2 separate regions of the Homo sapiens genome follow, and region 1 is linked to region 2. Evidence: chromatin loops called from intact Hi-C (ENCODE). Cell type or tissue: dorsolateral prefrontal cortex. All regions are shown on one strand. Each heading gives the region's core, and the rest is flanking DNA. Links, peaks and the distances in the headings are about the cores only.

What was found. A loop is a pair of places that touch in the nucleus more often than their neighbours do. Peaks named below come from ENCODE experiments on the same cell type or tissue, not always from the same donor. Only the 100,000 strongest peaks of a DNase experiment are listed, where the experiment ranks them.
Region 1: it touches region 2 in a loop (2.2-fold over the local background); 1 of 110 quality-filtered maps calls a loop at or near these places.

Annotation. Positions count from the first base shown.
Region 1 is chr3:72,061,739-72,067,513 of GRCh38, forward strand. All of the region lies in intron 2 of LINC00877 (long intergenic non-protein coding RNA 877), which reads right to left. Among named protein-coding and RNA genes, the nearest start is that of LINC00877, 36 kb to the right of the region's middle. In dorsolateral prefrontal cortex, for the core only: no CTCF peak of the experiment used is centred there; no DNase peak of the experiment used is centred there; H3K27ac peaks cover 442 bases.
Region 2 is chr3:72,242,511-72,248,285 of GRCh38, forward strand. No RefSeq gene overlaps it. Among named protein-coding and RNA genes, the nearest start is that of LINC00870, 94 kb to the left of the region's middle. In dorsolateral prefrontal cortex, for the core only: no CTCF peak of the experiment used is centred there; DNase peaks (open chromatin) are centred at 3,191 and 4,381; H3K27ac peaks cover 5,000 bases.

The sequences.
Region 1 (5,775 bases), core at 294-5,293, 180 kb before region 2:
GGGTGACTAGAGCTTAGTCCCACTGAGGAAACTCTAGGATTCAGTGTAGAAATGTGCCTCTGAGGTATCCTGCTCCAAGGGTGAGGGGGCTAGGGTATTTATATACCCAATCCCATTAGTAATTGGTTGAGGGCTGCTCTCGGGGGGGTTCCGTCAGGAAGAGAAACTCCCAGGCAAAAAAACAGAGATGCCAGCAGTTGGAAGTCAGGCCAGTATGCATAAAAGTGGTAAGAATGCGGGGTACAGGAGGGTCCTGACAATGTCTGCCATGGCAGACTAGGTTAATAAACCTCTTGCCATAACCATGTCAAGAGGGAATAAGCTAATTCTTGCCCTTTGACACCTGGCTCTTGAATTCCTTTCAGTCATTTCTGGTGTTCATTTTTAACCAGGTATTACTCGTATTAAAATGTTGGAATGAGCTGAGTCACAGGTGGTTGGCCTAGATGGCAACTTGTTCCAGACCCTGACCTACAAATGCCTTTGGATAGATCCCTGGAAAGGCATGGCTCCAAATCCCTCTCTCTTGGTTTCTGTTGGCTGGCTGGTAGGCATAGCAGTGAAGTCAGGCTCTATGTGAATGTTGGGATCCTATCCCTCTCCTGTCCCATGTGTTCCAACTTGACCAGTCAAGACTGGCTGGGCAGACACACAATCCAACTCAAAACCACCAACATCAAGCAGTTTCTTGGTGTCTCTGTTTTGGGTGCAGAAATGACTTTTGGGGAAAGGAATCTATCCTGGGGGAAAGAGAGTGGAAGAAATTTCTATTATCTGTCTACACCTATCTATGTATCTATTTATGTACTCTATCTATCTATCTCTCTCTCTCTCTCTCTCTATATATATATATATATGTATGTATGTATATCATCACGCTGCTGATAAAGACATACCCAAGGCTAAGCAACCTATAAAAGAAAGAGTTTTAATTGGAATTAAAGTTCCACATGGCTGCGGAAGCCTCACAATCATGATGGAAGCAAGGAGGAGCAAGTCACATCTTACGTGGATGGTGGCTGGCAAAAAATGAGAGAGCTTGTGCAGGGGAATGCCTCTTTTTAAAACCATCAGATCTTGTGAGACTTATTCACTATCACAATAACAGCACAGGAAAGACTTGACTCCATGATTCAATTCCCTCCCACCAGGTCCCTCCCATAACACATGGGAATTCAAGATGAGATTTGGGTGGGGGCACAGCCAAACCATATCATTCTGCCCCTGACCCCTCCCAAATCTCATGTCCTCACATTTCAAAACCAATCATGCCTTCCCAACAGTCCCTCAAAGTCTTAACTCATTTCAGCATTAACTCAAAAGTCCACAGTCCAAAGTGTCATCTGAGACAAGACAAGTCCCTTCCACCGATGAGCCTGTAAATCACAAGCAAATTTGTTACTTCCTAGATACAATGGGGGTACAGGCATTGGGTAAATACAGCCATTCCAAATGGGAGAAATTGGCCAAAACAAAGGGGCTACAGGTCCCATGCAAGTCCAGAATCCAGCAGGGCAGTCAAATATTAAAGCTTCAAAATGATCTCCTTTGACTCCATGTCTCACATCCAAGTCATGCTGATGCAAGAGGTGGGTTCCCATGGTCTTGGGCAGCTCCACTCCTGTGGCTTTGCAGGGTACAGCCTCCCTCCCAGCTGCCTTCATGGGCTGGTGTTGAATTTCTGTGGCTTTTCCAGGCACACGGTGCAAGCTGTCAGTGGATCTACCATTCTGGGGTCTGGAGGACAGTGGTCCTCTTCTCATAACTCCACTAGGCAGTGCCCCAGTGGGGACTCTGTGTGGGGGCTCTGAACCCACATTTCCCTTCCACACTGCCCTAGCAGAGGTTCTCCATGAGGACCCCACCCCTGAAACAAACTTCTGCCTGGGCATCCAGGCATTTCCATACATCTTCTGAAATCTAAGCAGAGATTCCCAAATCTCAACTCTTGACTGCTGTGTACTCACAGCCTCAACACCATGTGGAAGCTGCCAAGGCTTGGGGCTTGGACCCTCTGAAGCCATGGCCTGAGCTCTACGTTGGCCCCTTTCGGCCACAGCTGGAATGGCTGGGATTCAGGGTACCAAGTCCTTAGGCTGCACACAGCATGCCCATGAAACCACTTGTTCCTCCTAGGCCTCAGGGCCTGTGATGGGAGGGGCTGCTGTGAAGACCTCTGACATGCCCTGGAGACATTTTCCCCACTGCTTGGTGATTAACATTCGGCTTCTTGTTACTTATGCAAATTTCGGCAGCCAGCTTGAATTTCTTCTCAGAAAATGGGATTTTCTTTTTTATCCCATTGTCAGGCTGCAAATTTTTTGAACTTTTATGCTCTGCTTCCCTTATAAAACTGAATGCCTTTAACAGCACCCAAGTCACCTCTTGAATGCTTTTCTGCTTAGAAATTTCTTTTGCCAGATACCCTAAATCATCTCTTTCAAGCTCAAAGTTTCACAAATCTCTAAGGCAGGGACAAAATGCTGCCAGTCTCTTTGCTAAAACATAATAAGAGTCACCTTTGCTCCAGTTCCCAACAAATTCCTCATCTCCATCTGAGACCACCTCAGCCTGGATTTCATTGGCCATATCATATCAGCATTCTGGTCAAAGCCATTCAACAAGTCTCTAGCAAGTTCCAAACTTTCCCACATTTTCCTATCTTCTACTGAGCCCTCCAAACTGTTCCAACCTCTGCCTGTTACCCAGTTCCAAAGTCGCTTCCACATTTTCAGGTATCTTTTCAGCAGTGTCCCACTCTACTGGTACCAATTTACTGTATTAGTATGTTTTCATGCTGCTGATAAAGACATACCCAAGGCTGAGCAACTTACAAGAGAAAGAGATTTAATTGGAATTACAGTTCCATGTGGCTGGGGAAGCCTCACAATCATGGTGGAAGGCAAGGAGGAACAAGTCACAACTTATGTGGATGGCAGCTGGCAAAAAATGAGAGAGCTTGTGTAGGGGAACGCCTCTTTTTAAAACCATCAGATCTTGTGAGACTTTTCACTATCATGAGAACAGCATGGGGAAGACTTGCCCCCACGATTCAATTCCCTCCCACCAAGTCCCTCCCACAACACGTGAGAATTCAAGATGAGATTTGGGTGGGGACAAAGCCAAACCATATCTATCTATCTATCTATCTATCTATCTATCTATCTATCTATCTATCTATAATCTATCTATCTATCTATAATCTATCTATCTATCTCTCTATCTATCTATAATCTATCTATCTATCTATCTAGTTTTAGAAGGGATATTGCAGGGCAAGGATAGGAGAAATATGTGTCCTGTCAGTGGTGGAGAAATTCTACAGGAGGGGAGGATTTGATAGTTTCAAAGGTTGGCACCTCATTTTGCCAAAATCAACTTAGATGGGTCTGCATTTGGGTCCGTTTTCTTTCTAGGATGTTGATATTAATATCACCCTGTAGGTACATTCCATACACTCCAAGGCCTTTTAATCTTTTTAGTATTCTATGCATTCAAAGGAAAAGAGAGAGGGAGAAAAGAGGGAAAGAAAAGGTAAGAGATACAGAGGGTAAAATTGAAGTTCTGATGAAAATGCAAACATGGCACTTCCCTTTAAAAGAGAATGAGGCAGCAGGTTCATTGGTTTTCCACAGTGCCACAGAGCTCCAGGCCTTTGTTCATTCACAGCTCTTCAGAAACAAGATTCTTTTATTCGAGTGAACTGTTCCTCACTGGATGGATCTCAAATTCCAAGCCAAGTGAATGTGACTATAGGGGAAAGAGTGTTCACTGCAGAAGAATGAAGAGCCCAGTGCAAACCAAGGAGGCTGAGGACATCATTGATTCAATATTTTGTCAACTGTATTGATTTAACTAGGCAGAAGAGGCCCCTTCCCTTATCATTCTGAATCAAGGGCTTGAAGTGAGTTCATTAATTCACTTTTTCACTCCTTCATTTATTCATTCAGTCAGTCTTTATTGAGCATCTACTCTATTATGGATTTAGTGATGAATAACAAAGCCAGGTTGCCTGCCTTCGTAGAGTTTATATTCTAGTGGTGGTGGGAAATAGGAAATAAAGAAGTTAAATAAATGTGGCAATTTCAGATTGTGGCAGGTGCTATGAAGGGAATAAAACAATGGTGCAGTAGATGTTAATCAGTCAGGGTGGTATGTTACATAAAGTGGTGTTCTTATGATCTATTACTGTGTAACAGATCACTTCAAAACTTAATGGTCAAAACAAACATCTCTGCTCCATGGAGTGTCAGCTGGGGAGGCTCAGCTAGGGCTGGCTCATTCACGAGGCTGGCAAGTTGGTGCTGGTTGTGAGCTGAGACTCAGCCTCGACTGCCTGACACCCATGGGTTTTAGTACTTCCCATGTGGCTGCTTGAGCTTCTTTACAGTGTGATTGTTGGGTTCTCAGAGTTAGTATTCCAAGAGGCAAGGTGGAAGCTGCAAATCTTGATATAATCTAGACTTGAACGTCTCCATAGTTTACTTTTGCTGCATGTGACTGTTCAAATGAGTCACTGAGGCCAGCCTAGATGCATGGAGAGGGGAACAGACTCCACAGGTGGTCTGGAGGATCTCTCTGAGGAGATGATTTTGAAACTATTAATGTATCTTGAAGAATGATTTTAGTACCAACTAGGTAAAAAGCACTAGGTAGGGCTTCTAGGCAGAAAGAACAACAAATGCCAAGGCCATGAGGAAGAAAAGAACGTGGCATGACTGCAGGACAGTTTGTTGAAAGGCCACTGTGACTGCAGCACTGTGGGCTGGAGAAGCTTAGTGGTAGATGAGTTGAAAAGATAAGCAGTGACTGGCTGACATAGCCCACATTAAGGAGTGCAGATTTTATTCTAAGTGCGGTGAGAAGCCCTTCAAGGATTTTTAAACAGGAGTGACATGATCTGATTTACTTTTGAGAGTTTACATTGACAGCTATATTAGCTTGCTAGGGCTTCCGTAAAATAATACTACAGACTGGGTGACTTAAACAACAGAAATTTATTTTCTCATAGTCTGGAAGCTGGAAGTCCAAAATCAAGGTGTCGGCAAATATGATTTCTTGGGGCTTCTCTCCTTGGCTTGCAGATGGCCACATTCTCACTGTGTCCTCTCTGTGTGCACACATTTTCTCTGTGTGCATGCATCCCTGGATGTCTTTCTGTGTGTCAAAATCCCTCTGATCACATATGCTGGCTGCTATTTGAGAAGGCCATCCTCTGGCCAGCCTGGTCCTGGAATATTTCTGCACAATCTACCACTGGATGCAATGGTGCATAAAGTGGTTCATCTGTCTAAAGGGGTGTATTAGTCAGTTTTCATGTTGCTCATAAAGATATACCTGAGACTGGGCAATTTACAAAAGAAAGAGGTTTAATTGGACCCACAGTTCCACGTGGCTGGGGAGGCCTTACAATCATCGCAGAAGGCAAGGAAGAGCAAGTCACATCTTATGTGGATGGCAGCAGGTAAAGAGAGCTTGTGGAGGGAAACTCTCCGTTTTAAAAACCATCAGATCTCATGAGACTTATTCACTGTCACAAAAACAGTAGAGGAAAGACCTGCCCCGATGATTCAATTACCTCCCACTGGGCACCTCCCATAACATGTCGGAATTCAAGATGAGATTGGGGTGGGGACACAGCCAAACCATATCAAAGGGCTAAAGAAAAAAATATCCCTTATTTTAACCTCTACTTTCCCCTTACCCTATCCTCATGCAATGGACTACCTAAGAGGTGGGGAAGGGAAGATTTGCCAATTACTACCAAGGGAGTTA
Region 2 (5,775 bases), core at 325-5,324:
TTCTCAGCCTGCACATCCCCCACCAAGATGGGAGGCCAGAAACAGAATATTTCTTCTGGCAGCTGCCAGCACTCACATGAACAAGAAAAACTCTGGGAATAAAACAAAAGTAAATACAAGTATTCAGCTTCATCCCATACAAAAGCCCTACTGACTCGCGATTAAAATGGGAGAAAGGATGTCCAGGCACCAAGAATGCAACTTTTTTTTTTTCCTTTTAGGAGGCAACCAATCAAACTGAGAAGAGAGCAGCAAAGACCATGCTCCTTGTGGCAGAGATAAACAATGGAGATGGGAAGGAGAGACAAAAAAGGTAGGGGGAAATGTTAAGGAAAGCAGGGACCGATTTTGTCAACGACAGGGCTCCTATTTTCTGAGAGGGATAAGCAGTCTAGGAGACTGCTCAGAAGCGGTCCAGAAGGGAGGCTCAGAGCATCAAGGAAAGAAGACAAACTCTGGAATTCTCCGCATGAGGGCTTAGATGTACATTCATTCATTCATTCATTCCCTGGTCAACAAATTTGTATTAAGCACATGACACATGCTGAATGTGCCGGGCATGGGTGGACACAAAATGCTCAGGCCCTGCCCTCACTGAGCTTAATCCAAAGGGATAGACAGGCGGTGGGCAAAGCCCTCAAATAAATACACAGCCACAAACTGTAATAAAGGACACTAACCCAGAACACTAAGAAAGAGTATCAGGTGAGCCATTCTCTCTCAGGGTGGTCAGAGAAGGCCCCTCTGATAAGGCAGCTCTTAACCCAAGTCCAGAGAATGAAGAGGAGGCCCCTGAGTCTGTCAAGGCAGAAAGGACCCATGTTCAAGGATGGAAGAAACCACTGGTACTGGAGCTTTATGTGTGATGAGGGGAAAAGAGCCAGGTGGGCTGGGAGGAGGAGGGAGGGTCCAGACTACACAGGGACACCTGGGTGCTTATAGAGCTTAGATTTTAGCCAAAGGACAGAGCCTCTTTTCTAAACCACCCCCCACCAGTGGGGTCCTATTCGTGGCACCTGCATTCATTTGAACAAAAGAAATGCAATTTACTTGAGGTCTCATTTGTTTGGGTAACAGACAGTGCTCATCTTCAGGAGAACAGGGGCCTTTACAGTAACTCCCCCAGCACTCCCAGCCCACAAACCAGGAACTCCTGACTTGGAACATAGTAAGAAACAACCAAGAGACCTCCAACAATCGTGTGGGGAGGAACGAAGGGACAGAGACAAAACAGTGTCAAAAGCCAGCTTTCATGGAAGCCATTGAACAGCCTTCTCCCACCTCCAGGTCCTCACCTGGCCTAGGAAGAAGCCCCACCCTCAGGCAGCCTGAAGCTTTGTTACTCACAGTGTGGCCTGGAAGCACCACCAGGAAGCTTGGCAGAAATGTGGACTGTAGGAGTTTCTCATTGTTCCTGTCACAAATTACCACCAACTTAGTAGCTCCAAACAACATGAATGTGTTCTTTTAAAGTTCTGTAGTTCAGAAGTCTGAAATGGGTCTCACTGGGCAAAAATCAAGGTGTCAGCAGGATCTCAAATCTGCAATCCTAGAGGCTCTGGGGGGAGAATCCACCTCCTTGCTCTCCCCAGCACCTAGAGGCTGCCTGCATCCCTTGGCTCGTGACTTCCTTCCTCCACTTTCAAGGCCAGCAAGAGCAGGTTGAGTCCTTTTCATGCTGACCTCTCTTCCTGCCTCCCTCTCCTCCACATAAGCACCCAGTGATTCCACCAGGCCCACCTGCATAATCCAGGATAATCTCCCCATCTCAAAGTCAGCCACTCAGCTACCTTAATTCCATCTGCAAACTTAACGTCCCTTAACCATGTAAACCAACATATTCACAGGTCCTGGGGATTAGGAAGCGAAATCTTTGAGGGGCTGTTATTCTGCCCACCGCATAGATGCAAAGGCCCCACCTGCACCGACTGAATCATCTGCCTTGGAATGAGATGCACAGGTGGCTCAGATGCACATTCAAGTTTGAGAAGCCCTGGCCTCCTTGCCCATCCAGGGCTGACGTCTCCTGGGCTGTACCCAGCACTGCCAGACTGCTGTGTTCAATTAGGCCTCAAGAACCCCTCCCTGAAGTCTGATTATCTCAGCCGGGTTGCCACAGCTGCAAACATTTCCTCTCTCTCCACATGCACTCCCATCCTTCATGGAGAAGGGGGTCTTTTGTCCGGAAGCCTGGACTTGGAGGCAGCCTCTTGTAGGGGGTCTGAGGTTTCTGAAATGTTTCCTTGGGGGAGGAAATGGGATTTGCATCTAGATATGGAACTTGAACACATCAGGGCAGAAGAGCAGAGTTTGCTCGTCTCCCATGGCAGGTCTGAGGATGGCTGGTTTTGGGGAAAGGTCAGCAAAGCTTGGCAACAACTGATTCCCTGCAACTCACTGCAATACAGGCTCCCAGATCTGGCAGGGAGGGGCTCTGGATGTTTTACAGATGAGGAAACTGAGGTTCAGAGAGGATGTGACTTGCTCAAGGTCACACAGGAGTGGAGAAGTTAGGAAAACAGGGAGCTGGGCCAGCGGGGCTATGCCGCACACCCCTGCATCTAGCTGTCATTTGGGGGGGTATTTCTCAACTGAGGGTCACCCCCCACAGGAAGGAGAGAGCAGGGATTAAGATCGCCAGACCTCTGGCTCCATCTGCTCTGAGGGAAAAATGATCACAGCAAATGCCTGGACTCAGCCTGATCCAGCCAGCTCCTCCATTTCCTCCAGACCAGAGCCGCCAGCCAAACTTGGAATTTTCCAAGCAGCCAGTTCAGCCATGGAAGCCCTCCAGGTGTCACCATCTGGGTCCAGCGACTCCAGGGCCCCAGTGGGAGGAAGAAGCACGTGCACTCACTGGGAACGCTGACCCAGAGCATTTCCTTCCTGCAGTAGACTCATCCCAGCCCGGCAAGAGTTCAGAACCAGCAGCCAGTTCCTGGCACACTGCCAGAGCCCCAGACAGATGCCAGGAATGACACTTCTTGGAGGTGCCCACTTCCAGGCAGAGCGCTTCTTTTGCCTGTCCCAGAGCCATCCCTTGCCCCAGCCCCACTGAGGAGCTGACATTTGGAAGCATCCCTCCACACCCCAGCAATGCTCAACCTCCCTTTGCTGCTGAAAAACATCTGGCCGGCTTGGCACCTAAGCTGGGTAAAAATAGCATGCCATCTTGTGAGCAGGCACCATGCCATTACAGCAGATGGAGACCTGCACTGCCAGCCAAGAGACTGCTGAATGGCAACAGACGCATTTGCAAGGGACAGGATTCACAGCTGGAAGGGTCAGAGGGCGGAAGTCAGGACCCTAGTGAGAGGGGCAGGAGGTGAAACGAGAGGGCCAGAGATTGGGGCAGGACCCCTCTGCCCTTCACAGGTGGGACCAGGCAGGGGAAGAGAGAAAATACCCTTGAACGCTAGAAGGCTGCAGAGCACACTAGTGAAGTCCTGGCTTTGAGGCCAGATGAACACACATTTAAATCTTACCTCTACCTTTACCAGCTATGTGACCCTGGGCCGGCTGTTTAACCTCTCCGAGTCTTAGTGTAAAATATACTCTGTAGGGTTCTGAGAAAGATAGTCCATCATTGTTTCTTTGCATATGCATTTTAGTGAGTGTCTCCCATGTGCCAGGCAGGCCCTGTGTTAGGTGTGGGATGTGGTGGTGAGCATGGGCCACCAACTTTTCTTCCAGCATGGGAGACAGACGTGAATTAAAAAAATGACACGAATAAAAGTAAAATGTCAACAGAGATAGATAGGTACTTCAAGCAGAAGGTTTGTGGTGCAATCAGAGCACATAATAAGGGCATGGGGGGAGCAGGGGTGACCAAGTCAAGGAAGATGTTCCCCAAGGAAGGGACAATTAAGATCCAAAGGATGAGTAGGGAATTATGTAGGGAAAAATGAGAGAAGGTATGTTAAGTCCTTAGCACAGTGCCTGGGATCTGATAAGTGTTGGTAAGTGGAATAGATTATTCATGAACACTTACTGAAAATAAAATCATAACCATAGCAATCTCTTCCACCAAGGGGTTACAGTGCAAGGCTTGGGCCTTTGGTGCCGTGAAGAGTCATGTCACAAGAGAGTCTGACCCGTGTCAACTGGCAAGGGAGCCAGAGGCGAATGGATGTTAGAAATAAAAACTCATAAAAATATCTCAAGCCTCTGGTGAGGCCCATTTGCAGGCCTCAGATACTGCAGTTCAAGCAACAAACCTCCTGAGAGGTTTGGACAGGTTGGCCAAGGCCCAGCCAGCTTTGCAGGCATGCTTTCTCCCCCTTTCTACAGGCAGCCTGCGCAAAAGCCGGGACCTTGCCTGCTCAAGCCTCCATTGCCCTGGCCCGAGCATGGCACAGGCTCCCTTTCTGTCCCCATTGACTGCAGGCCCTTGGCTGCCGCACACTGAACCTCACCCTTGGGGCAGAGCCAGCTTGTAGGGTGAGCAGGAGGCAGATTTCCCTCTTGGAATACAGACTGCCTTTGGATGAATATACAGACTCGAAGGGAGAGATGCTGGGAAGCAGGGTGAGGTCCCTTATGAAATGTCGGTCCCCAAACTCTGAGAGATGCCATGCTGTGTGGAGTCAAAGGTGACCCCTTCCTCACTGGCTGGAATGCCCACCAGCCAACAAGCAAACCATGCAGAAGCCTCCTGCGACCTGAATATCAGGCACATCATGTGCCTGTGTCCCTCAAAGAGGGATGAGGCAGAGGAAAGTAGCCAAGGGGTTGCTGCATTGAACGCCCCTGGTGCCCTGCCTTCCACCCTCCCCACCCACGCTTTGCCTCCAGCCGATGCTGCAGCCATCACGTGTGCCCACATCTCTCACTTTTCACACTGGGGATTCCCGGCTGCCATTTCATGCAGGAACGCACTCTGCTATTCTGCTGCCTGCCCAAACCCAACACACCAAACCCAACACATCATGGGCAATCTTTGACCCATGGAGGGCAGGAGCCAGTATACAATTACTTCCCTCTCTGTTCTTCAGCTAGACAATTCTTAGGACTCTTCTACGTGGCTTCTCAGAGGGTCCTGGCAGCCCTGAGCCCCATGGTCCACAGTGATGATCGGCTCAATAACATATTCTGCATTGCTTTCTTTCCTGCCCTGTCTCCAGTCTGTGAGGACAACATAAACTACCTGCATGCAAGCCTTTGTTCTGTAGCTCTGCTTTCTTGGGGTAACCCAAGCCAAGGCAGTGGTCTTCCTGCTGTCTCCCCACCAGCTGTCAGGAGAACTGGGGCTTACAGTGGCATGTGGGGCAGTTCTGTGGTCAAGAAGCCAGAGAGTTCCTGCCCCCTCCTCTCCTGGCTGGAGACTGAACAGCTGGATGGGATGAACTTCTCTAGTTGTCATGTGGGAAGGGCCCTTAGCCTGATGCCTTCCAAATGAATGTACAATAGAACTCTTCTGCCAATAGAATCATATGGATAGAGTGAATATTTGTTATTTGGGACTGTTGATCATTTATTCCTTTTTCCTAGAGAACCTGGCTTACTTCTTAGAAAAACACCTCATGACTCTTTGTGAGGTCTTGGTTGGAAAGATTTTTGGGTGACCACTGCCCACTTTGGAAGTCCAAGAGGTCATGGCTTCTCTTCCTGCCCCAGAGGCAGGCTCAGCCCACTGAAAGCCTTCTCCCTAGATTCAGTCTTAACAAGAAAGCCAAGGCTAATGGTCTGGCTGGAAGGCAGCCTGCATGATGGCAGCATGCCCACCTGCTGGGGTTCCCAATCCAGCTTTTCAGAACTCTCTTGGCATTGTTTCCT